2 separate regions of the Homo sapiens genome follow, and region 2 is linked to region 1. The links are chromatin loops, found by intact Hi-C in ENCODE. Cell type or tissue: K562. All regions are shown on one strand. Links, peaks and the distances in the headings refer to the core of each region. The heading gives the core; the rest is flanking DNA.

Region 1 (12,926 bases), core at 1,772-9,771:
CTTTAGGGGATCAGATTTGTTTTCAGTTGGCCAAGGAACAAGAAAACTTGCTGTTCTCAATTTCTTCTGTATACATGAGCTGATGCGCAGATATCTTCCCTCCCACTTAAGCAAGAAGGAAATGATCGCCTTTCCTATCAACTCCTATGCTAGTCACTAGATATTTTGAATGGGTGGGGGTAGAAGTTGCTGGATCCATGTGCCCAATCTCTGCAAGAGCTCAGGATTGTCCTGCTCTAGTCCCCTCCTCATAAAATTATTTCTGTTTCTTAGCCTTTTCTTTTTCTTGCATAGCTCCAGTTCTTCTCCAAAAGTCAGCTCCCAGAGAATACAATTCCTACACACCAAGCAGGGCTGAGCTATGGGAGTGATGCCTCCCCTGATTATCCTTGTGAAGGATAAGTAGGAGTGAGGCAAAGGGCAGGTGTAGGAAAGAGTGTTCCATCAGGAAGTGTGAAGCCAAACAGTGACATGATTAGATGTATATTTTAGAAAGGAGGACAACAGCTTGTAGGGGAGCTTGGCTGGTGGCAAAGCCACTGGGGCATTAATCTTCTTAATCATCTTGACTCCTTTGGCTTTCAAAACACTCCACTTTTGATCTTCCTCACTCTGTTTTGACCATTTCTTCTCAAACCCTTTTGTGGTCTCCTGCTGTACTCATTCCCTAAACGTGGATGCATCTGAGCCTTCCTGGACTGGCCCCATCTGTTTCTCCAGTGTCATTTCTCTCATGTTCCATTTTATTATCCATTCTTTAGCAATAAGAAACACACCGCACCACACTATATGGCTTCATGCTTTGAGGTTTGTGTTCATTCTGTCTCCTCTGACCTGAAACATCCTTTCTAACTTCTTTGCCTTGCTTATCACTTTGATTGTGATTCTGGGCTCAGTCATCAGCCACATACCATCCTCTGTGTTATATCCAGGCCAAACAACATATAATTCTCTGTGCTTCCATAGAATCTTGTGCAAATCACTTTATATTGAAAGTATCTGGCTGGGCGTGGTGGCTCATGCCTGTAATCTCAGCACTTTGGGAGGCTGAGGTGGATGGATCAGTTTAGATCAGGAGTTCAAGACCAGCCTGGCCAACAGGGTGAGACCCTGTCTCTACTAAAAATACAAAAAAAAAAAAAATTAGCCGGGCATGATGGCACACGCCTATAACTCCAGATACTCAGGAGGCTGAGGTACAAGAATTGCTTGAGCCTGGGAGGCAGAGATTGCAGTGAGTTAAGATTGCGGCACTGTACTCTAGCCTGGGCGACAAAGCAAGACCCTGTCTCAAACAAACAAACAAACAACAAGAAATTATCTGTTTTAATTTGTCTCCCTCACTAATCTTTAATCTTTTCCTTTTTTTTTTTTTGAGACGGAGTTTCGCTCTTGTTGCCCAAGCTGGAGTGCAATGGCGTGATCTCAGCTCACTGCAACCTCCGCCTCCCGGGTTCAAGCAATTCTCCTGCCTCAGCCTCCCAAGTAGCTGGGATTACGGGCACGCGCCACCATGCCCAGTTAATTTTTTGTATTTTTAGTAGAAATGGGGTTTCATCATTTTAGCCAGGCTGGTCTTGAACTCCTGACCTCAGGTGATCTGCCCGCCTCAGCCTCCCAAAGTGCTGGGATTACAGGCGTGAGCCATGGTGGCCAGCCTCCCTCACTAATCTTTAAGAGTTTTAAGGGCAAAGATTATGTCTTAATCATCTTTGAATTCCTGGTGCCCAGGAAAGCATGTGGCACACTGAATGCACCAAAAATTTTCCTGCTAACCTGAGCCTAACTACACTGATAATAAACTTATGCTTTTTTCAAAAGAAGAACAGTTAGAATTAAAATGTTTTCATCTCATATCACTTTTAAGGTACTTTAAGACTTTAAATAATATAGAATAAATTATTATTATTTCTAATATTTCAAAATGTGAGAGAAGTAAATACAAAATGACCTGACATGAAAAGTATTAAAAACAGTTCTGCTAAAATTATATGGAAGAAAAAGAGTAATGAATTGTGATCCTCTAATAATATCAGTTCCCCATTCTATTTTTTTTTTTTTTTACTAATTTATATATCACACCATTTGATAGATTTCATTTTCTTCCCAGGTCAGACATTCCTGTGATGCCAGACAGCTATACAGTTTTCAAAAATAGCAAGATGTTTGTCCTTCTTACAAGCACCACTAGAAAACAGACTGCTCCTTAAGCTATCAGGCAAATACTCTTTGATCCCAGGGAATTTACAATGGAGGGCATATTATCAGTTTCTATTGGCACCATAATTCTGCACAACAACGAACTGAACCTCAATGTGGCAAACAAAAATACACATATTTAAGTTCATGAATCTGCAGAGTTCAGCTGATCTGGGCAGGCTTGACTGACCTCACTCAAGGCTTGCACACCTGTCTGGTCAATCTACAGTGGCTTCAGTTGGAATGACTAGGATGACTTGGCTTTGCTCTGTATGTTTTTCATCTCCAGCAGGCTAGCTGGAGTATGTTTACCAGTTCAGGTGTTTTTCCAGCTTATTTTGTGTGACATTTGCTAATATCATATTAGCAAAAATAAATCACAAGGGTGACCCCCCAGAGTCAGAGTGGGAGAGCATGGATAAAGGTGGGGACACAGGGAGGGGTGAAGAATTAGGAAGATTTTTTCAAATTACCAAAACGTGTAATTTTTTCATTTGTCAGCTAATAATTCATTCAAGGGAGTCAGATATCCTTGGCTCACATTGATCATATCAACTACTTTGGCTTGGCTTTCTGGTAGGAAAAGAAATAAGTGCCAGCATTTATGTTATTATTTTTTAAAAAAAGACCTGGCTTTGACAAAATACCAGTAATGTATGATTTTTATTAAATATTGTCAACCAACTATTCTTGCCTGAATTTTAAAAAGCGCTAGTGGCATCAGTGGTCCCTTGAGAAGGCTCCCAGACCACCAGTGTTGTTCCCAGAGCACACTTTGGGAACCCCAGATTAAAATAGATATCATTGGTCCCTTTGAATGTGTTTTCATACAGATTAATCTTTGCTTTATGCAATCCCATCAAATACAAAATCTCCTGGAAATATTATTAAATATTGATGGCCCTGCTCAAAATGAAGATTACAAAAGCCGAATCAGATTGGCATCACTCTTCAAAGTAATTTCTTAAAAGCAGCATAAAATGGAATGAATTATAAACAAAAATGACTAAACACGTCCTATCATTCACATTGTATTCATATCCATGAAATGGGCAAGGCCTTCAGGCTTTTCTCTGTTATCTTTACCTACAGCTTGTGCTCTTTTCTTACACATGCTTATGTTTCTTGTATTCTTTCATCTGATCACTTTCTATTGATCATGACAGTAAAAGTACTTTGTTTCCATAGTGATATTTGACATGTTACAGATCACTGAGAACCCTAAGGGATAAGAAAAAAGTTTGGGTCTGCTTAGGATGCAACATAATAATATTTTATAGCCTTCCAATTGTTTTTAGCTACTGCAGTAACAGCTTTTTAATTGAAATTTAACTTATTTTGTCAGAAGATTGCCTTGTAATACCAGTTGTCAATGAACTTTTAAAAATTAAACCTCAAGCCAGGTATATACCTAAAAGAAAGGAAATCAACACATCAAAAAGATATCTGCTCTCCCATGTTTACTGCAGCACTATTCACAATAACCCAATTTAGATGCAATCTAAGTGTCCATCGACAGATAAATGGATAAAGAAAATGTGGTACATATACACAACAGAGTACTATTCAGCCATAAAAAACAATTTGCAACCACATAGATGGAACCGGAGGACATTATTTTCAGTGAAATAAGCCAGGCACAGGAAGACAAACTTTGCATGTTCTCACTTATTTGTGGGAGATACAAATTAAAACAAAAGAACTCATGAAAATAGAGTAGAATGATGGTTACCAGAGGCTGGGAAGGGTAGTGGGGATGGGGGGAGTGGGAAATGGGGATTTTTAGCGGGTACAAAAGTATAGTCAGATAAAATGAATAAGATCTAGTATTTGATAGCACAACACGGTGACTACAGTCAGCAATAGTTGATTGTACATTTAAAAATAACTAAGGGTATAATTGGAATGTTTGTAACATAAATGATAAATCCTCGATGTGGTGGATACCCCATTTACCCTGATGTGATTATTATTCATTGTATGCTTGTACCAAAATATCTCATGTACCCCATAAATACATACACATAAATATTAAAAATTTTTAAAAATTAAACCTCAAATCAAATGTGAAGTTAATTTGGCTTGGGAGAAAAAGTTTTAAATTCGAAACATATTTACCAAAGCTTTACATAAACCCATGCCAAAATATTGGTACCTTCTATTCCAACTATTCTGTTCATTTTAATATAACTTGTGTAAACCAGAAAGTCTATGAGATAGGTCTCAATCAATTTAGAGGTTTATTTCACCAATGTTAAGGACCATGGCCTGTGACACAGCCTCAGGCAGTCCTGAGAACATGTGCCCAAGGTGGTCGGGCTACAGCTTGATTTTATACATTTTAGAGAAATGGAAGTTACAGGCAAAGACATGTATCAATACATGTAAGGTATACATTGGTTTGGCCCATCTCAAAGCAGCGTGGGGGTGGGCTTCCAGGTCAAAGATGAATTCAAAGATTTTTCACATTTTCAATTAGTTGAAAGAGTTAAGCTCTGCCTGAAGATGTGAAGCCAGCTGGAGTTAAGGTAAGCGGGGGTGTTGTGGCAGCCAAGGTTCTCCTTATGTAGATAAAGCCTCCGGGTAGCTGGCTTCAAAGAATAGATGTGAATGTCTCTTATCAGACCTTAAAAGATGTCAGACTCTCTGGAAAAGACCTAGTAAGGGGCCAGGCACAGTGGCTCACGCCTGTAATCCCAGCACTTTGGGAGGCCGAGGTGGGTGGATTGCCTGAGGTCAGGAGTTCGAGACCAGCCTGACCAATATGGTGAAACTCTGTCTCTATTAAAAATGCAAAAATTAGCTAGGCTTGGTGGCATACACCTGTAGTCCCAGCTACTCGGGAGGATGAGGCAGGAGAATTGCTTGAACCCAGGAGGTGGAGGTTGCAGTGAGCCGAGATCATGCCACTGCACTCCAGCCTGGGTGACAGAGTGACACTCCGACACTCCATCTCAAAAAAAAAAAAAAAAAAGATCTAGTAAGGGAAAGAGATTTTCTATAGAATGTAAGTTTTCCCCAACAAGAGACAGCTTTGCGAGGCCATTTCAAAATAGTCAAATAAATATATTTTGGGGTAACATATTTTTATTTCTTTCAGGTCCCACTATGTGTCACGTGATGTTATTCCAGAGTCAGGTTGGAATTTTCTTATTGCTACAGTATATTTTACCAGTCTTACGATCTCCGTTTTAATGTTAATGCTGGTCAGTTGTGTCTAACCTCCAACGGGAGGAAGGTATAATGAGGCATATCCAACCGCCCACCCCTTCCCATCAGGGCCTGAACTCATTTTTCAGGGTTTTTTTGAGATTACCTTGGCCAAGACAGAGGTCCATTCCTTTCAGGGGTGGGTTGGTGATGGTGGTGCTTAGAATTTTATTTTTGGTTTTTGTATTAGTCTCTTCTCACACTGCTAGAAAGAACCACCTGAGGCTGGGTAACTTATAAAGAAAAGAGGTTTCATTAGCTCACAGTTCCACAGGCTGTACAGGAGGTATGGCTCCAGAGGCCTCAGGAAACTTACAATCATGGTGGAAGAGGAAACAAGCACGTCTTACCGTGGTGCAGGAGAGAGAGAGAAAGAGAGAGAGTGTGAAGGGGGAAGTGCTACACTCTTATAAACAAACATCTTCTGAGAACTCCATCATGGGAATGGCAAGGGGGAAGTCGGCCCCATGATTCAGTGACCTCTCACCAGGCCCCTCCTTCAACACAAGGGGGCTATTATTCCATATGAGATTTGGGTGGGGACACAGAGCCAAACCACATCAGTTTTCACGTGTATCCCAACAAACTTAAACATCAGCAAAGTATGTGCAAACCAGCATCCCTATATCTATTCTTGTCTCAACTGCACCTGCATACATCCTGCATCTTGGACTCTCAAGGCCCTAACGTAATGGCAGAGTATTAACTCTACACTTAAATGACTGTTCCCCTAAAGTAGGGGTAGGAAGAAATCAGATCTAGCTTTCTTTCCCAAATCAGAATGCTTTCCACTTTCATGAAATAAACATACTTCTAGGAGATGTCTCCTTTTATTTATACAAACATACACACCGAACTGGAACGTAATTTGAAGTTGGGAGGTGGAAAACTAAAGGTCAAAAAGGGAAGAAAGCAAAAACGTCCCTTGCACACTTCAGCCCGCAGACCCCAAGGAGGGGCGCGAGGTCCTCAGAACCGGAAAGGCTAGCACTGGATGGGTCCCCGCAGCCCCGCGCCGCTGCGCCGCAGCCTCCGGAAGACAGGGGACGCTGTGGCGCCGGGCGGGGCGCCCTCCGCCGCTCTCTCTAGCAGGCGGGGCGGCGAAGCGGGGCGGGGCGTCTCGGGCGAGGAGAGGAGGTGACCCCGCGAAAGGTAAGCGGCGGCTTCGGTGGTGTTGAGTGGCTGGGCGCCGGCCTGGAGGGGCCAGGGCGGCCGCACCATCACGCTCCCGTCTCTGCCCTTCCCAGCTGCCCTGCCGGTCTCCCTCCCAGGGAGGGAGCGTCCTCTCGGATAGCCCAAATCTTTGCCTCTCCGTGGACTCCCTGTACCCGCACCCCAAGTCGGTGAAGCTCTCTGGCCCCACAGAGCCCATTTCCCGTACTCACCTTGCGGGCTCCAGTTTGTTCGGTGCTTCATCCATGGACACCCCCACCCCGAGAACTCTCTCGTTTCCTGCAGTTTCTTAGTGTCTTGGCTCACCAGACTCATAGGGGAACATGGTGGTGTTTTGAGGAGACGCCGCTTTTCTTTTGTCATAGTGCGGACACTCGTGCTTTTTCAGCCCTGCAACACAATGTGTAGAACTTAACGGAATGAAGTTTTCTTTTGGAGGCTTCCAATGCGTCTGTCTTTGAGTAAGCCTTCGGCACCGAACAGTAGTCCATGACATTGGGGGAAGCCAGATGAGACTCAGATTGTCAGTACTCAGGCTGTCGCCAGCAAAGCCTTTCCCCTTTTTTCAGAGACAGTACTACATCCAAGAGGTGGAAAGATACTTTTGTTTTGTTTTGTTTATTTATTTATTTGTTATTATTATAAGTTTTAGGGTACATGTGCACAATGTGCAGGTTAGTTACATATGTATACATGTGCCATGCTGGTGCGATGCACCCACCAACTGGACATCTAACATTAGGTATATCTCCCAATGCTATCCCTCCCCCCTCCCCCCACCCCACAACAGACCTCAGAGTGTGATGTTCCCCTTCCTGTGTCCATGTGTTCCCATTGTTCAATTCCCACCTATGAGTGAGAATATGTGATGTTTGCTTTTTTGTTCTTGCGATAGTTTACTGAGAATGATGATTTCCAATTTCATCCATGTCCCTACAAAGGACATGAACTCATCATTTTTTATGGCTGCATAGTATTACATGGTGTATATGTGCCACATTTTCTTAATCCAGTCTATCATTGTTGGACATTTGGGTTGGTTCCAGGTCTTTGCTATTGTGAATAATGCCGCAATAAACATACGTGTGCTTGTGTCTTTACAGCAGCATGATTTATAGTCCTTTGGGTATATACCCAGTAATGGGATGGCTGGGTCAAATGGTATTTCTAGTTCTAGATCCCTGAGGAATCGCCACACTGACTTCCACAATGGTTGTACTGGTTTACAGGCCACCAACAGTGTAAAAGTGTTCCTGTTTCTCCACAGCCTCTCCAGCACCTGTTGTTTCCTGACTTTTTAATGATTGCCATTCTAACTGCTGTGAGATGGTATCTCATTGTGGTTTTGATTTGCATTTCTCTGATGGCCAGTGATGGTGAGCATTTTTTCATGTGTGTTTTGGCTGCATAAATGTCTTCTTTTGAGAAGTGTCTGTTCATGTCCTTCGCCCACTTTTTGATGGGGTTCTTTGTTTTTGTCTTGTAAATTTGCTTGAGTTGATTGTAGATTCTGGATATTAGCCCTTTGTCAGATGAATAGGTTGTGAAAATTTTCTCCCATTTTGTAGGTTGCCTGTTCACTCTGATGGTAGTTTCTTTTGCTGTGCAGAAGCTCTTTAATTAGATCCTATTTGTCAATTTTGGCTTTGGTTGCTATTGCTTTTGGTGTTTTAGACATGAAGTCCTTGCCCATGCCTATGTCCTGAATGGTAATGCTTAGGTTTTCTTCTAGGGTTTTTATGGTTTTAGGTCTAACGTTTAAGTCTTTAATCCATCTTGAATTGATTTTTGTATAAGGTGTAAGGAAGGGATCCAGTTTCAGCTTTCTACATATGGCTAGCCAGTTTTCCCAGCACCATTTATTAAATAGGGAATCCTTTCCCCATTGCTTGTTTTTCTCAGGTTTGTCAAAGATCAGATAGTTGTAGATATGTGGCGTTATTTCTGAGGGCTCTGTTCTATTCCATTGATCTATATCTCTGTTTTGGTACCAGTACCATGCTGTTTTGGTTACTGTAGCCTTGTAGTATACTTTGAAGTCAGGTAGTGTGATACCTCCAGCTTTGTTCTTTTGGCTTAGGATTGACTTGGCGATGTGGGCTCTTTTTTGGTTCCATATGAACTTTAAAGTAGCTTTTTCCAATTCTATGAAGAAAGACATTGGTAGCTTGATGGGGATGGCATTGAATCTGTAAATTACCTTGGGCAGTATGGCCATTTTCACAATGTTGATTCTTCCTACGCATGAGCATGGAATGTTCATCCATTTGTTTGTATCCTCTTTTATTTCCTTGAGCAGTGGTTTGTAGTTCTCCTTGAAGAGGTCCTTCACATCCCTTGTAAGTTGGATTCCTAGGTATTTTATTCTCTTTGAAGCAATTGTGAATGGGAGTTCACTCATGATTTGGCTCTCTGTTTGTTGCTGGTGTATAAGAATGCTTGTGATTTTTGTACATTGATTTTGTATCCTGAGACTTTGCTGAAGTTGCTTATCAGCTTAAGGAGATGTTGGGCTGAGACAATGGGGTTTTCTAGGTATACAGTCATGTCATCTGCAAACACGGACAATTTGACTTCCTCTTTTCCTAATTGAATACCCTTTATTTCCTTCTCCTGCCTAATTGCCCTGGCCAGAACTTCCAACACTATGTTGAATAGGAGTGGTGAGAGAGGGCATCCCTGTCTTGTGCCAGTTTTCAAAGGGAATGCTTCCAGTTTTTGCCCATTCAGTATGATATTGGCTGTGGGTTTGTCATAGATAGCTCTTATTATTTTGAGATACGTCCCATCAATACCTAATTTATTGAGAGTTTTTAGCATGAAGGGTTATTGAATTTTGTCAAAGGCCTGTCTGCATCTATTGAGATAATCATGTGGTTTTTGTCTTTGGTTCTGTTTATATGCTGGATTACATTTATTGATTTGCATATATTGAACCAGCCTTGCATCCCAGGGATGAAGCCCACTTGATCATGGTGGATAAGCTTTTTGATGTGCTGCTGGATTCCGTTTGCCAGTATTTTATTGAGGATTTTTGCATCAATGTTCATCAAGGATATTGGTCTAAAATTCTCTTTTTTGGTTGTGTCTCTGCCCGGCTTTCATATCAGGATGATGCTGGCCTCATAAAATGAGTTAGGGAGGATTCCCTCTTTTTCTATTGATTGGAATAGTTTCAGAAGGAATGGTACCAGTTCCTCCTTGTACCTCTGTTAGAATTCGGCTGTGAAGCCATCTGCTCCTGGACTCTTTTTGGTTGGTAAGCTATTGATTATTGCCACAATTTCAGCTCCTGTTATTGGTCTATTAAGAGATTCAACTTCTTCCTAGTTTAGTCTTGGGAGAGTGTATGTGTCGAGGAACTTATCCATTTCTTCTAGATTTTCTAGTTTATTTGCATAGAGCTGTTTGTAGTATTCTCTGATGGTAGTTTGTATTTCTGTGGGATCGGTGGTGATATCCCTTTTATCATTTTTTATTGCGTCTATTTGATTCTTCTCTCTTTTTATCTTTATTAGTCTTGCTAGCGGTCTATCAATTTTGTTGATCCGTTCAAAAAACCAGCTCCTGGATTCATTAATTTTTTGAAGGGTTTTTAATGTCTCTATTTCCTTTAGTTGTGCTCTGATTTTGGTTATTTCTTGCCTTCTGCTAGCTTTTGAATGTGTTTGCTCTTGCTTTTCTAGTTCTCTTAATTGTGATGTTAGGGTGTCAATTTTGGATCTTTCCTGCTTTATCTTGTGGGCATTTAGGGCTATAAATTTCCCTCTACATGCTGCTTTGAATGCATCCCAGAGATTCTGGTATTTTGTGTCTTTGTTCTCGTTGGTTTCAAAGAACATCTTTATTTCTGCCTTCAGTTCGTTATGTACCCAGTAGTCATTCAGGAGCAGGTTGTTCAGTTTCCATGTAGTTGAGTGGTTTTGAGTGAGATTCTTAATCCTGAGTTCTAGTTTGATTGCACTGTGGTCTGAGAGATAGTTTGTTATAATTTCTGTTCTTTTACATTTGCTGAGGAGAGCTTTACTTCCAAGTATGTGGTCAATTTTGGAATAGGTGTGGTGTGGTGCTGAAAAAAATGTATATTCTGTTGATTTGGGGTGGAGAGTTCTGTAGATGTCTATTAGGTCTGCTTGGTGCAGAGCTGAGTTCAATTCCTGGGTATCCTTGTTGACTTTCTGTCTCGTTGATCTGTCTAATGTTGACAGTGGGGTGTTAAAGTCTCCCATTATTAATTTGTGGGAGTTTAAGTCTCTTTGTAGGTCACTCAGGACTTGCTTTATGAATCTGGGTGCTCCTGTATTGGGTGCATATATATTTAGGATAGTTAGCTCTTCTTGTTGAATTGATCCCTTTACCATTATGTAATGGCCTTCTTTGTGTCTTTTGATCTTTGTTGGTTAAAAGTCTGTTTTATCAGAGACTAGGATTGCAACCCCTGCTTTTTTTTGTTTTCCATTTGCTTGGTAGATGTTCCTCCATCCTTTTATTTTGAGCCTATGTGTGTCTCTGCACGTGAGATGGGTTTCCTGAATACAGCACACTGATGGGTCTTGACTCTTTATCCAATTTGCCAGTCTGTGTCTTTTAATTGGAGCATTTAGTCCATTTACATTTAAAGGTAATATTGTTATGTGTGAATTTGATCCTGTCATTATGTTAGCTCGTTATTTTGCTCGTTAGTTGATACAGTTTCTTCCTAGTCTCAATGGTCTTTACATTTTGGCAATGGATGGTACAGGTTGTTCCTTTCCATGTTTAGTGCTTCCTTCAGGAGCTCTTTTAGGGCAGGCCTGCTGGTCACAAAATCTCTCAGCATTTGCTTGTCTGTAAAGTATTTTATTTCTCCTTCACTTATGAAGCTTAGTTTGGCTGGATATGAAATTCTGGGTTGAAAATTCTTTTCTTTAAGAATGTTGAATATTGGCCCCCACTCTCTTCTGGCTTGTAGAGTTTCTGCCAAGAGATCCGCTGTTAGTCTGATGGGCTTCCCTTTGTGGGTAACCCGACCTTTCTCTCTGGCTGCCCTTAACATTTTTTCCTTCATTTCAACTTTGGTGAATCTGACAATTATGTGTCTTGGAGTTGCTCTTCTCGAGGAGTATCTTTGTGGCGTTCTCTGTATTTCCTGAATCTGAATGTTGGCCTGCCTTGCTAGATTGGGGAAGTTCTCCTGGATAATATCCTGCAGAGTGTTTTCCAACTTGGTTCCATTCTCCCCGTCACTTTCAGGTACACCAATCAGACGTAGATTTGGTCTTTTCACATAGTCCCATATTTCTTGGAGGCTTTGCTTGTTTCTTTTTATTCTTTTTTCTCTAAACTTCCCTTCTCGCTTCATTTCATTCACTTCATCTTCCATCACTGATACCCTTTCTTCCAGTTGATCGCATCAGCTCCTGAGGCTTCTGCATTCTTCACGTAGTTCTTGAGCCTTGGTTTTCAGCTCCATCAGCTCCTTTAAGCACTTCTCAGTATTGGTTATTCTAGTTATACATTCTTCTAAACTTTTTTCAAAGTTTTCAACTTCTTTGCCTTTGGTTTGAATTTCCTCCCGTAGCTCGGAATAATTTGATCGTGTGAAGCCTTCTCTCAGCTCGTCAAAGTCATTCTCCGTCCAACTTTGTTCCGTTGCTCGTGAGGAACTGCGTTCCTTTGGAGGAGGAGAGGCACTCTGCTTTTTAGAGTTTCCAGTTTTTCTGCTCTGTTTTTTCCCCATCTTTGTGGTTTTATCTACTTTTTGTCTTTGTTGATGGTGATGTACAGATGGGTTTTTGGTGTGGATGTCCTTTCTGTTTGTTAGTTTTCCTTCTAACAGACAGGACCGTAAGCTTCAGGTCTGTTGGAGTACCCGGCCGTGTGAGGTATCAGTCTGCCCCTGCTGGAGGCTGCCTCCCAGTTAGGCTGCTCGGGGGTCAGGGGTCAGGGACCCACTTGAGGAGGCAGTCTGCCTGTTCTCAGATCTCCAGCTGCGTGCTGGGAGAACCACTGCTCTCTTCAAAGCTGTCAGACAGGGACATTTAAGTCTGCAGAGGATACTGCTGTCTTTTTGTTTGTCTGTGCCCTGCCCCCAGAGGTGGAGCCTACAGAGGCAGGCAGGCCTCCTTGAGCTGTGGTGGGCTCCACCCAGTTCGAGCTTCCCAGCTGCTTTGTTTACCTAAGCAAGCCTGGGCAATGGCGGGCGCCCCTCCCCCAGCCTCACTGCCGCCTTGCAGTTTGATCTCAGACTGCTGTGCTAGCAATCAGCCAGACTCCGTGGGCGTAGGACCCTCCGAACCACGTGCGGGATATAATCTCGTGGTGCGCCATTTTTTAAGCCCGTCGGAAAAGCGCAGGATTCGGGT
Region 2 (12,926 bases), core at 2,032-10,031, 260 kb before region 1:
GGGGGAGGGGCAGTCAGGGGGAGGGGGAGGCAGGGTGAGAGGGAGGTGGGGGAGGTGGGGGAGGGGGAGGCGGGGGGAGGGGGAGGGGAGGCGGGGGAGGTGGGGGAGGCAGGGAGGAGGCAGGCTGGGGGGAGGCGGGGGAGGCGGGGAGGAGGGGAGGCGGGGAGGAGGGGAGGAGGGTAGGTGGGGGGAGGGGAGGCGGGGGAGGCTCGAGCATGGGGGAGCTGCAGGTCCCGAGCCCTGCCCCATGAGGAGGCAGCTGAGGCCCCGTGAGAATTCGGGCACACCCTCCACAGCTGCTGGTCTGGGTGCTAAGCCCCTCACTGCCCAGGGCTGGCCACAGTGGCCAGCCGCTCGGAGTGCAGGGCGCACCAATCCCATGCCCACCCAGAACTGGCGCTGGACCACGAGCACTGTGCACAGCCCCGGTTGCTGCCCTTGCCTCTCCCTCCACACCTCCCTGCAAGCAGAGGGAGCCGGCTCCGGCCTCGGCCAGCCCCAAGAGGGGCTCCCACAGTGCAGCGGCAGGCTGGAGGGCTGCTCAAGCACAGCCAGAGTGGGCGCTGAGGCCAAGGAGGCACCGAGAGCCAGCGAGGGCTGCGAGGGCTGCCAGCAGGCTGTCACCTCTCAATAGCGCAAGAGGCTACGTTTTCCATTCCAACCAAAAGTTGCTTTCAGTGAAGAAAGAAGGCAATGGTGTTCTAAGAAACATCACTGATCAAGAATATCTATGATATCCTTTCTGAAAACAATGACTTAGAGAAAAAGCAGGGCAGAGGAGGAGTAACTCATAATTCTTTCTTATTTCAATTCTTCCTTAACTCATCACTAAATAAAAGGTAGGAGTGTTGGTAGAACATGCATGTGTTAAAAACTGGAAAAAGGCCGGGCGCAGTGGCTCACATCTGTAATCCCAGCACTTTGGGAGGCCGAGGTGGGCAGATCACCTGAGGTCAGGAGTTCAGGACCAGCCTGGCCAACATGACGAAACCCCGTCTCTACTAAAACTATAAAAATTAGCCAGGCATGGTGGCACGCACTTGTAGTCCCAGCTACTTGGGAGGCTGAGGCAGGAGAATTGCTTGAACCCAGGAGGCAGAGAATGCAGTGAGCCGAGATCTGACCTGTGCACTCCAGCCTGGGTGTCAGAGCGAGACTCTGTCTCGAAAAAAAAATAAATATCTGGAGAAAAAAACCAGTTGAGGCAGTTGAGGTAGTTGCATGAAGCGTCTCCACTCCGTTGAAGAGAACCAAAGACATATACATACATGTACGAGCTACAAAATACAAATTGGGTAATTTCAGTGATTCAAAATAGGAGATAAGTGTTCTTATATTTAAAAACAATATGAAGATGAATGGTAAAATTCATGAAAAGAATTAAATTTTTAATTTTTCTGTACTTAGAATAACATTAAGTAGCAAATAAAAACCACTGGAGAGAGAGACTACTTAAGAAAGGAAAAGGCTTTATATTTTTTCCCTGCTGTTTGGAAAGGGGGCCCTGCATTTTTATTTTGTACTGAGTCCTGCAGATTATGTAGCTGGCCTTGTGATGGCATAAGTTAGCTAGTGTGACATGGAAGTTCAGAATTAGAGGAAGCTGCTATGTATTGTATCTGTGGAAGGTGAGAAGGAGGAGGGAGAGACTGGAGGCAGGAAAGACCATCTGGCAATGTGGTTGCATGGGGAGAAGAGGGGCTTTGTATATCATTGAGAAAATATCAATTTTCAGGATCAAATTATGGAGAAAAACTAATGAGATTCTAGAAGAGTTAAATTCCTGCCAAAAGCCACTCCTGATGCTACAGCTTCATGCTAGAACATTAGACCACACCCAAGGATAAAGGGGGTTGTGGAAGAAAAACAACCCAACCGATTTGCATTATAGAAAGATTACTTCATGTGGAGAACAGATTAAAGCATGAGAACTATTGGGATCCTGGTAAACAGGCTTTCCAGTAAACCCCAAAACAAAGCAAAACTTCTAATTTGTAGCATTTGCTGATTTCAGGTGTGAATACCAACGCCAATGGCCAATTTCAAGCTACTAATAGTAATGACCAGCTGGCAAAATTCCTGAGTATTTAACAACGGCTCTCCTCAATCTGTAGGAGCCAGCTCCTGCTTCCCACTGCAATAAATGATTACATAGTTGATCATATCCTTGTATGAAAAATAGGGAGGCCCAGCACGGTGGCTCACACCTGTAATCCCAGCACTTTGGGAGGCTAAGGTCGGCGGATCACTTGAGCCCAGGAGTTTGAGATCAGCCTGGGCAACATGATTCAACCTCATTTCTCAAAAAGGTTAGTGGGTAGCTGGGACTGAGGCAAGAGGATCACTTGAGCTGAGGAGTTCAAGGTTGCAGTGAGCCATTGATTGTGCCACTGCACTCCAGCCTGGGGCAACAGAGTAAGACTGTCTCAAAAAAAAAAGGAAGATATATTTTATAATTTATACATATTTCCATCAAAATAAATATTTCTTAGATAGTTAATTCTCTCAAATCTGAACACTTTTGTTATTTATGCTGATTTATTCCTCCATGTTTTCAAGAGGAAACACACAGTGGAGAAAAATATTTTAAGAGCTAATGACTGAGAAGTTTATTTTGGGTTTTCTGCAGGCTTTTTTTTTTTTTTTTTTTTTTTGAGACAGGGTCTTGCTCTGTTGCCCAGGCTGGAGTGCAGTGGTGCAATCCTGGCTCACTGCAGCCTCAACCTCCCAGGCTCAAGCCATCCTCCCACTGCAGCTTTCCTGCATAGCAGAACTATAGGCATGCATCACCATACTGGCTAATTTTTTTAAATTTTTTATAGAGACAGGATCTCACTATGTTACCCAGGCTGGTCTCAAAGTCCTGGATTCAAGTGATCCTCCCATCTCGGCCTCTCAAAGTGGTAGGATTACAGGTATGAGCCACTACACCTGACGTGAGAAATTTTCAGAACTGATGGAATGCAACAACCTTTAGACTTAAGAAACCAACAAATCCCAAGAATTTAAAAAAAAAAAACCCTACACCAGACATACCATACTGAAACTACAAAGCTTAAAAGCAGCCTAAGGAAAGCAGCAAGATGGAAAGCTGACCTCAACTTTGCAACAATGGAAGACAAAACCCAGTGAAATGATATCTTTAAATGTGTGGAGGGAAATGACTACTGACCTCTAATTCTATATCCCATTGAAAGGAAGGACAGAAGGAAAGAAGGAAGGAAGGAAGGGAGGGAGGGAGGGAGGGATGGAGGGGAGTATATTAGTCCGTTTTCGTACTACTGTAAAGAACTGCCTGAGACTGGGTAATTTATAAAGGAAAGAGGTTTAATTGACTCACAGTTTCGCATGGCTGGGGAGGCCTCAGGAAACTTACAAGCATGATGGAAGGCAAAGGGGAAGCAAGGCATCATCTTCACAAGGTGGCAGGAAGGAGAATGAACGCGAGAAGAACAACCAAACACTTATAAAACCATCAGATCTCATGACTCACTTACTATCATGATAACAGCACGGGGGAAACTGTCCCATGATTCAATTACCTCGACCTGATCTCTCCCTTGGCATGTGGGGATTATGAGGATTACAATTCAAGATGAGACTTTGGGTGGGAACACAGCCAAACCATATCATAGAGTGAAAAGGGAGATGGAGGGCAGAAGGAGGAAAAGACTTTCAGAAATAAGAGCAAAATAAGACATTTTAGACAAACAAAAACAGAGAAACAACTACTGACAGATCCTTATTTTTAAAAATTCAAAAGAGTATACTGTATTCTGAAGGAAACCTACCTCAGATGGAAGACCTAAGATGCAAAATAAATAAGCCTTCAGCCCACCGAGATTTTTCAAGGCCATCCCCAATGCAGCTGCTATTTTCAGCTTGCACCCACTTAAAAGCCCACCAACAAATTAAATGGAGAAAAGATAGAGACCACCATCCCTGCATTATTTATTTAACAGTGGCACCAATTCCTGGAGCTTGATAAGGTTTTTGTCTTACTATCTTGGCCACTGGTTGGGATGGGACAGGGAAGCAGTTTTAGACCCACCTTAGATCCAAAGGTGTGGCAGTGGGAGGCTGTCAATCAGCCGTGCTTCTCAAAGCTAATTCCCCTGAAGAACATCTGAGTGCAGCACCTCCATGGCCACCACAGAGAAGAAAGGGCATGTGTGTTCTGAGAGGTATGTACAGGAATATTTATAGTGCAATGTTTGTAATAACCCCAAACTGGAAACAAACTCAGATGTCCATCAACAGGATGGTAAATAAATGCATAGTGGCATCAGCATACAATGGAGTGCTATCGGGCAATGAATGAACTATAGTATGGTGCATACATGTGGATGAATCTAAAACAAACAATGTTGGGGCCAGAAAAAGTAAGTACAGGAGAATACTGTATAGTCCCATTGATTAAGTTCAAATATAGGCAAAATTAAATTATACATCCTTAATGATATGTACACAGGTGGTGAAACCATAAAGAAAAGCAAACCATTAACACAAATATAAGAATAATCGTTACTTCTGGGAAGAAGAAAAGGGAATCACAGAAGGCTTCTAAGAAACTGATAACATTCAGCAGAAATATCTTTAACAAGTGGTTTCATACAAGGTGTTCATTTAATATTGTTCTTTGGACCATACATAGTGTCTTATAGACCTTTTCTGTATATGATGTCTTTTACAATAAAATGTTTAATATGACTGTTTAATTAGACACATAAAAAGCATTTGATTTTTTTAAAATACCTTTAGCAAGCTAGATATAGAAGAAATCTTCATTCAAATGATGGCTACTAAATAGAAACCTACAGCAAGCATCACACCTAAGAGCAGAACATGAAAAGCATCCCTACTAGGGTCAGGAGAAGAGAAAGGATGCACTGTTGTTACTAGTCTTCATCCTAAATGGTAGTCATATATTTCTAATGGATTTGAATACATTTAACTCACTAATGAGTAGTTGGTACTTACTCCATTTATCATACTGACATAAGGAAGACTGACAGTCTCATCACAATGTAACTTTGTCATAGTCCCGGAAACAATTATACATATGCAGTCCTGACTTGCGTTAATAATGAATTAATTAATCCCAGCACTTTGGAAGGCCAAGGCAGGCCAACATGGTGAAACCTCATCTCTACCAAAAATACAAAAATTAGCCGGGCAGGGTGGCAAGCACCTGTAATTTCAACTACTTGGGAGGCTGAGGCAGGAGAATCACTTTAATCCGGGAGACCAAGGTTGCAGTGAGCCGAGATCACACCACTGCACTCCAGCCTTGGCAACAGAGCAAGACTCCATCTCAAAAATAACAATAATAATGAATTAATTAATTATTCCAACAATACTAATTGTTTCCAGCTAAACTTGTGTGGAATTGTAATTCTATTTCTCTCATTCTTTTGATCATGGGTCATCTTTCAGAGAGTCACGCCTCCAGAAGATGGAACAATGAGGCAATCTGGTCTAATGAAAAGTCTGTAGACCTTGAAGTCAATCAGGTGTATGTTCAAATTTAGCTCCATCACTTCCAAGCTGGGTGTGACCTTGATTGTATCAATTAATCTCTCCAGTCTTCTATTTGACATCTTACAAAATGAGGATAATAATGCATACTCTGCAGAAATGTGAGTCCTTGAAATACTACATGTCAAGGACCTAGCTCAAAGCCTGGGTATAAAAGATGATCAAAAATGGTCATAGTTGTCCAGGCGTGGTGGCTCACGCCTGTTATCCCACGACTTTGGGAGGCCAAGGTGGGCAGATCACCTGAGGTCAGGAGTTTAAGACCAGTCTGGCCAACATGGCGAAACTAAAAAATACAAAAATTAGCCGGGCGTGGTGGCAGGCGCCTGTAATCCCAGCTACTCGGGAGGCTGAGGCAGGGAGAATTGCTTGAACCTGGGAGGCAGAGGTTGCAGTGAACCAAGATCACACCACTGTACTCCAGCCTGACTCCATCTCAAAAAAAAAAAAATGGTCATAGTTGTGATTATTTTATTAACTTCACAGTAGCCAGCTAAACTCCTGAAACCAACCCCCAAAATGTTGATTAACAGTTGACAGAGAACGCTGGTGTGCTGCCATGGCACTTATTAGCCCTGTCTTATTCAAATGTTTATCAATCGCTTGAAACATAGCCTAAATGATTATTAAATTTCTAGATGATATAACGATAGACCAAATGACTAAAACACTGTGGTCCCCAACAACACTAGGACCAAAACCAACAGGATGAAATTTGATGTGAGTAAAAGGAAGGACCTGTGTTGGATTTCCCTGACATTGCACTTGGCACAGGACAAGCAATGATAGCATCTAAAGGACCCTCTTGTTTGTGAGTTTGGTGTGAGCTAACAGTGTGTGAGCGTCTATAACACATGCGAATTTAGTTTGCCTGACAAGGTTAGCAGTACCCTGAATTTAAAAACAGAGAAGAATTATGTGGCCAGCCCCAGTTACAATAAGCAGACAAGGCAGCTCTCTCTCCTCAGTAGAGCAGCATCACACATCTCAGAGACCCCTATGGAGTGGTGGTGGGAACATGCGGACTTGAATTAGATTGCTATCAATCCACTTTTAAACTACTAACATGTCTGTTTCTAACAGCCTCAGGGAATAGGCATTACAAACCATCACAAAAACTCATTTTTTTAAAAAAACACATGGCAGCAACCATAATAATAAAACTGCACAAAAGAACCAAAGCAAGAAAAAGCAAGAAGGAAGAAAAGGTCAGCATTACAGTGATGTTGATTGGATTGCAATGACCTGTTCATATTCTTGCTTTTGAAACACCAGGTTCTCTAGGTCATTTAAAAGGAAACTAATTAATTGCTTCTGATATTTTCTTTCATCTCCAAATCATGTCTCTTTTTTTTTTTTTTTTTAAGGTTTTTGGCTACACATTGCCACTGGGTGGAGCTCAAAGTCCACAAAAGCACCTTGGAACCAGCAAGTAAATAAAAAGCAGCCAGCCACGGACTCATTTTCAGACACATAACATTTACAATATTTTTTTTCTCTTGTATTGATACGTGAAGAAGCACAAACACTGAATGAAAGGAAGTGGCCATCTTTTAGAAAGAAAGAAAGCATCTCTGCAACTGAAAAAAAAAAAAAACAGCCAGCTCGGAAAGAGATTGCGGAAGTGGTTTTCAGAGATCAATAATATGCAATTATTGACTTAAGCTGAGAGTGAGATTGGAGGCTTACAATCATAACGAATTGAAGTTCTTGCATAGAGAATTTGTTTTGCTGTATTTTTTTATCACCTTTTTTTAATTGCACAGAGGCACTTGCAGCTTGGCAGCTTTATTTTGCATAGGTACACTGTGTGAATGTGTGTATATTATGAGTATAGGTTAAATGCATTCCTGTAAGAAGGCCCAGAGGCTGCCTGTGGGGCCCAGACAGTCCATCTGCTCCAGCAACCATCCCCTTGGGAAAATAAAACGTGAAATGCCACTAAGACAACCGATTATTATGCTGTTTTAGATTAGGCAACTTGTGCTTTCCCCCTTTGTCAAACCCCTGAAAGGAAGAGTTGCAAACCAGAAGAGAAAATAATAATGAGCTTTTCATTACCTCCAGAGCATGAGCTGAAAGTTTCTTTGACAAAGAGAGGAGGGAAATCGGATGTGTCTCAACTGGCTCCAGTTATATTAGCATTTTTCTTTTGTAGCTACACTAGCATTTTTCCAATTTCCAGTTTTCTTTTCTTGGGCTAATAGTACATGTTTAACAAAATTTAATTGAGTTATAACGAAATAGCTAACACTAAAGCAGTACTTATTATATGTGAATGCTGAGTATTTCACATCTTCACCCCTTTTAATACAACAGCCCTTTGAGGGAGAGGGAGGAATTATTATCATCTCCATTTTGCAGGCATGGAAAAAAAGCCTCAGCAAAGTTAAGTAACTTGTGCAATGATACTCAGCTAGGAAATGGCAATACCTACCTCAGCTGCCTTTCTGCACCGAAACTCATTCTCTTCCTTTCCCATCAGCATATTTCACTGAAGTCTCAGGATGTCCTAGTTAAAAACAAACTCAGTCAGAGAGAAGATATGCCGGTTATGACCTACCTTACTCCCGACCCATTACCCCCTAGGTCCCACCCAGCAGCATTGTGATCTGAGGAAAAAGGAAGGCAATGCTCTAGCTTCCCAAGGGGAGGTTTCACCCAAAATAGGCTTAGCATCCCCTCTCCTCCCAGCAGAGAAGCTCAGCAAAAAGTCTGGATTCTACTATCGCTCTCCAGTTCCATCCCTTGGCAGTCACTGAAGAGCACCTCTGGCAGTCACTTAAGAGCACCCCAAATCTTACCACCTGTGAGAGCTTGGGCAGGTGACTTAAACTCCCTTGTGTTTTTAAACCTGTGAAATACAAATAAGAATACCTTCCTCACAGGTTTCTATGGGAATTAAATAAGTTAAAGTATAGAATGCTTTTGATAGTGCCTGGCACTCTCTACAAGCTAACACGTTGACCATTCCCATTATCACTGATGCAATATCGTCGGCTTTGCACCCCACCCTTTTTTTCTTTTACAACATAATGGGTTTATATTTAATATAGTATTTCTCATCAGGAGGATGTTACTCAGTTGATATAAAGTGCTTTTTTAACGTTAAATCTTTTCCATGTCAATGTCTATAGTGTTTTTTTACATTAAATCTTTCCTGCATTTCAGTATTAGATACACTGAATACATTTTTCTAAATGTTTTTTCCCCAGAGATAAAAGTTTCCCTTTTTGGCTATTTGATATCTAAATACAATATTAACTTGGAAGATAACAAAACAAAAATCAAATCAAAATATGGAGAAAAGACTCCTCAATGATTCAAGAAGTAGTGATTATAACTGAATACTGGTGATTTTCTAGGATTCTGGGCAAGAACTTCCTTCTTCCTATTTCACGTGCTTTGAGAATTCTAAAACTATGAAATATTACTTATGTAAATTTCAGCCATCTTACTTCCTTGACCTTCTTTCTAACCAGCAAATACAAATTATAGGCTGCATTTTTCTGTGCATTATTTGTTGTAAAGAAAACTCTTTTTTTTTTGTTCCCATTTCATGGAAACAATGAAAAATGTAAAACTCCCCTATTTACTGATTCCTGGAAACTTTCACCAAAGCTCAGGTTTAGCCTCAATAGCACAAAGCCTTTCAGGGTGAGGCTTGATTCAGTAGGCCCTTCAAAGTCACATCTGTCCATTTCTCTTTCGTGCATATACCCCCAAGCAAGCAAGAATGTCTGTAACGCTGAGAACCACACCTAACAAGAGAGTGATTGCATCACCGGCTTCTACTGCTTCACCCAGGCAGCACCAAAATAGTGACATGAGGACTAAGGCAACTGTGCTGAAATTCAGATCATGATGTTGGAATCTTGAGGGCTGAAGGTTCCAAAGAAATGGTATATATAGAATTCTATCTGACTTGAAATTTTTCCTTCCTGGAGCTCCAGGTGCTGAGACTAAGAGGTTCCATGTGACACTGCCTTCCAGGAGGCAGCCATTACAGAAACCCACTTTGCACCCCCTTTTGTAATCACAACCTTCTTATCTCCCCCCTTCTCCACACATGACCACTGTCTGCCATGAAAGTATCCTCACCTCCATGTCCTTTCCGTCCAACGAACCTTGCTCCTGGCAACAGACTACTGCTACTTAAGCGCCACTAGGATTATGATACTCTCCATGCTTAAAAAAAATAATGAGGCTGGAGTGGTGCCTCATGCCTGTAATACCAGCACTTTGGGAGGCCGAGGTGGGTGGATCACCAGAGGTCAGGAGGTCGAGACCAGCACAGCCAAAATGGCAAAACCCTGTCTCTACTAAAAACACAAAAAAAAATTAGCCGGGCATGGTGGCGGGCTCCTGTAATCCCAGCTACTCGGGAGGCTGAGGCAAGGAAAACCGCTTGAACCAGGGAGGCAGAGGTTGCAATGAGTGGGGATCACACCACTGTACTCCAGCCTGGGCGACAGAGCGAGACTCTGTCTTAAATAAATAAATAAATAAATAAACAAATAAATAAATAAATCGTGGCTAGATGCTGAAAATATCTAAAAGCTGAAAGTTCTAGATCATTAGTCCAATATCCAGTGCTTTCCACAGTCTGCTCCCAACCTATCTTTTTTTTGTGTGTGTAAATTATTTTATTTCTTCCATGATGATTTAGAGGGACTATCTTCAAACCAGTACAAATATTTCATAAATAATACCTAGCCAATTTCTAACCAATTGAGTAATTTGTTGCCACCTCACATCTTTTAGCAAGAAATATATTCAATTTGAATAGTAAAGACATTACACAATGAATAAGGACAGAATGAAAATTTGCTTTAAATATTTCTTTGGGAAAGGAGACATCACACTTCTACTCAATGAAGAGAAACATTTTTACAGTCCAGAGGTCTTTTATTTTTCTTAACCCCTATTATGCCATGAATCCAAAGGGGACAGCTTCCAGCAGCTCAGGCTCCTTCCCATTGGTTCTCACAAAGTGTGCTTCTCTGGGTGGAGCAAGCTGGCACTTCAGTTGAACCCAGGTGCCTTTCTCTTTGGCTTCCTTCTTTTTCTGATCATTTTCCTCCACGCGTTTCAGGAAGCTATTTCAGTTCTTAGAGTGCTTAATGTGCTCAATATGCACATTAATTCTCTTGGCAAGAATCTTGCCCTTAACTTGTGTGTTTACAGCAATGCTAACAGCATGCTGGGGAACACTGTAGACTCTTCCAGCTTTGGGAACACTTGTGGGGCATTTCTCCCAACCTATCTTTCCAGGCTTTTCACTGACTTCTCCCAGGTCTTGCTTTATTCCAATCTTCCTGCATATCCATTCCATGCCCTTGTACATACCATTCCACTTGTCTGTATGCTCACCTCCATCTGTCAAAAGTTGACTTATCACTTCACACCTAGGTCAAATTCTCCTTTCCCTCAGCCTGAAGTCACTATTTTGAGTAGGAATCTCCACAGCTTTCTTTTTTGACCACTCATTTATTTATCTGTACATATTCACTCATTTTGTTATTCTACCCTTGTTTTTATGTCCTTTTCCTCAGGTAGATCATAAGCAGATTGAAGGCAGGGATTGTTGAAAGGTGTATATTAATTTCTGTTGCTAAAGGTCCTGGACTGGCATAAAGGCTCTGAAAGGATTATTCACCAGAGCAAAGCTGGAGAGAACTCCTCCCCCAGCCTAGCAGATCTTTGTAACTGTAGTCCTGAGGGTGTGGAAGCTTAAGCAGTTTCTAAGAAGATAAGTGTGAGATACTCAGTCCTTCTGGACTTCCTGAGGTCGTAAAGTATCGTTGGAGTTGCCAAAAGGTGAAAGTAGAAGCCAGACTGGCACCAAGCACCACCAGGTCAATTTTTCCTTCAGGCTCTGGTCAACAAAACATCCCAACAACCTCTTTTTTTGTTTATTTTTGTTTTTCAAGACAGGGTCTCACTTTGTCACCCAGGCTTGAGTGCAGTGGTGTGAACATGGGTCATTGCAGCCTCAACCTCCTGGGCTCAAGCAATCCTCCCACCTCAGCCCTGACAGTAGCTGGAACTATAGGTGTACACCACCAGCCCAGCTAATTTTTGTATTTTTTGTAGAAATAGGGTTTCTCCCTGTTGCCCAGGCTGGTCTCGAACTCCTAGGCTCAAGCAATCCAGGTACCTCAACCTCCCAAAGTGCTGGGATTACAGGTGCGAGCCACCATGCCCTCCTCACTCCAGCCACTTCTAAGGATATAACGGAGACTGCTATTACCAAGAAATATTAACAATGATCAAGAAAGGACATACAGCACATTTGTAAAATAGTTTTAACATTTCTGAATAAATAGCTATTCTCTAATTAAGCATCAAAGAACTCTGGCCAAAAAGTCTGTGAAATAAATTGTATACTTGCTCCCATCCATGCCTCTCCCCACAAGTTTGACTTTGATCTTCCAAACACAGATCATTTTGAAGAAAACATAGCAAGGGAGCCCCTGTCTTGGGATGTTTTTTGATACTTCTTAATGCCTGCCCTGGTCAAGTCTGGGCAGGCTATACTGCAATCTCAGTGGCTCAATAGAACAGAGGTTAATTTTTCACTCACACTACGTGTCCATTGCAGGTGGGGAGCCCTGCTGCATGTAGTCCCTTGGGGACCCAGGTTCATGGAGGCGCTATTAGCTGAACATCCTCAGTGCCTATGGGAGGCAAAGAGAACTCATACCAGCCCAGAAGTGACAAGTCACTTTCACTCACAGCTCATTGGCCAAAAGTGGTCACACAGTTCTACCTATCTGTAAGAAGGGAAATGTACATGAACCTCTTGGTGAGAGCATTCCTGAATTTATCCAAAACGTCTTAGACACACTGCCCTGCGTTTCTCCTCTAATGGATACTGGCATCTATTGCTTCTATAAAAGGTGTAGGAAACTCAATAATGTACTTACATTTAAGTCAACACATGGAGAGAATAGATAGTCCAAGCAAATGACTTCAGTATGTTTAATTCCTGGATCAGGAAATTAAATTCTTTCAGAGCCACATTAACATCTATCACTCTGATTTAAAACTGTCATCTAGGCTTTCTTTGATACTTCTGATTAATGGAATGATTATGGCATAAGACTAAGTAGAACACCTTCTCTTTATTTTGAGTAAAGAATACACAGACAATAAACACTTGAATTTGTTTGGCAAAGAGAAAGATTAAAGACAACATTTTCATTGTGCTGTAGCTTCATGGAGTTGTTTTTTGTGCTGGTGATGATTTTTATTGCCTTTGTCCTATAGAAAAGATTGTACACTGATAAGAACCCCATAACCAGCTTCCCTCACATAAAAATGTGAAGTGACATAACAAATAAATCTATCAGGAAATTCCTCTAATTTAAGTAAAGGCAAAACTC

What was found. Peaks named below come from ENCODE experiments on the same cell type or tissue, not always from the same donor. Only the 100,000 strongest peaks of a DNase experiment are listed, where the experiment ranks them.
Region 2: it touches region 1 in a loop (4-fold over the local background); 1 of 110 quality-filtered maps calls a loop at or near these places.

Annotation. Positions count from the first base shown.
Region 1 is chr6:87,316,072-87,328,997 of GRCh38, forward strand. It overlaps GJB7 (gap junction protein beta 7), which reads right to left. Exons shown (of 3, transcript NM_198568.3): 2 at 6,795-6,972. It overlaps SMIM8 (small integral membrane protein 8), which reads left to right and starts at 6,517. Exons shown (of 4, transcript NM_001042493.3): 1 at 6,517-6,561. RefSeq lists a silencer at 6,339-6,628 and an enhancer at 12,265-12,926. In K562, for the core only: a CTCF peak has its summit at 6,457; DNase peaks (open chromatin) are centred at 4,750 and 6,490; H3K4me3 peaks cover 1,118 bases.
Region 2 is chr6:87,059,691-87,072,616 of GRCh38, forward strand. LOC124901354 (small integral membrane protein 30-like) reads right to left here. Exons shown (of 2, transcript XM_047419629.1): 2 at 9,226-9,380. The coding sequence ends at 9,226. Among named protein-coding and RNA genes, the nearest start is that of CGA, 29 kb to the right of the region's middle. In K562, for the core only: a CTCF peak has its summit at 6,932 (motif pointing right); a DNase peak (open chromatin) is centred at 6,951.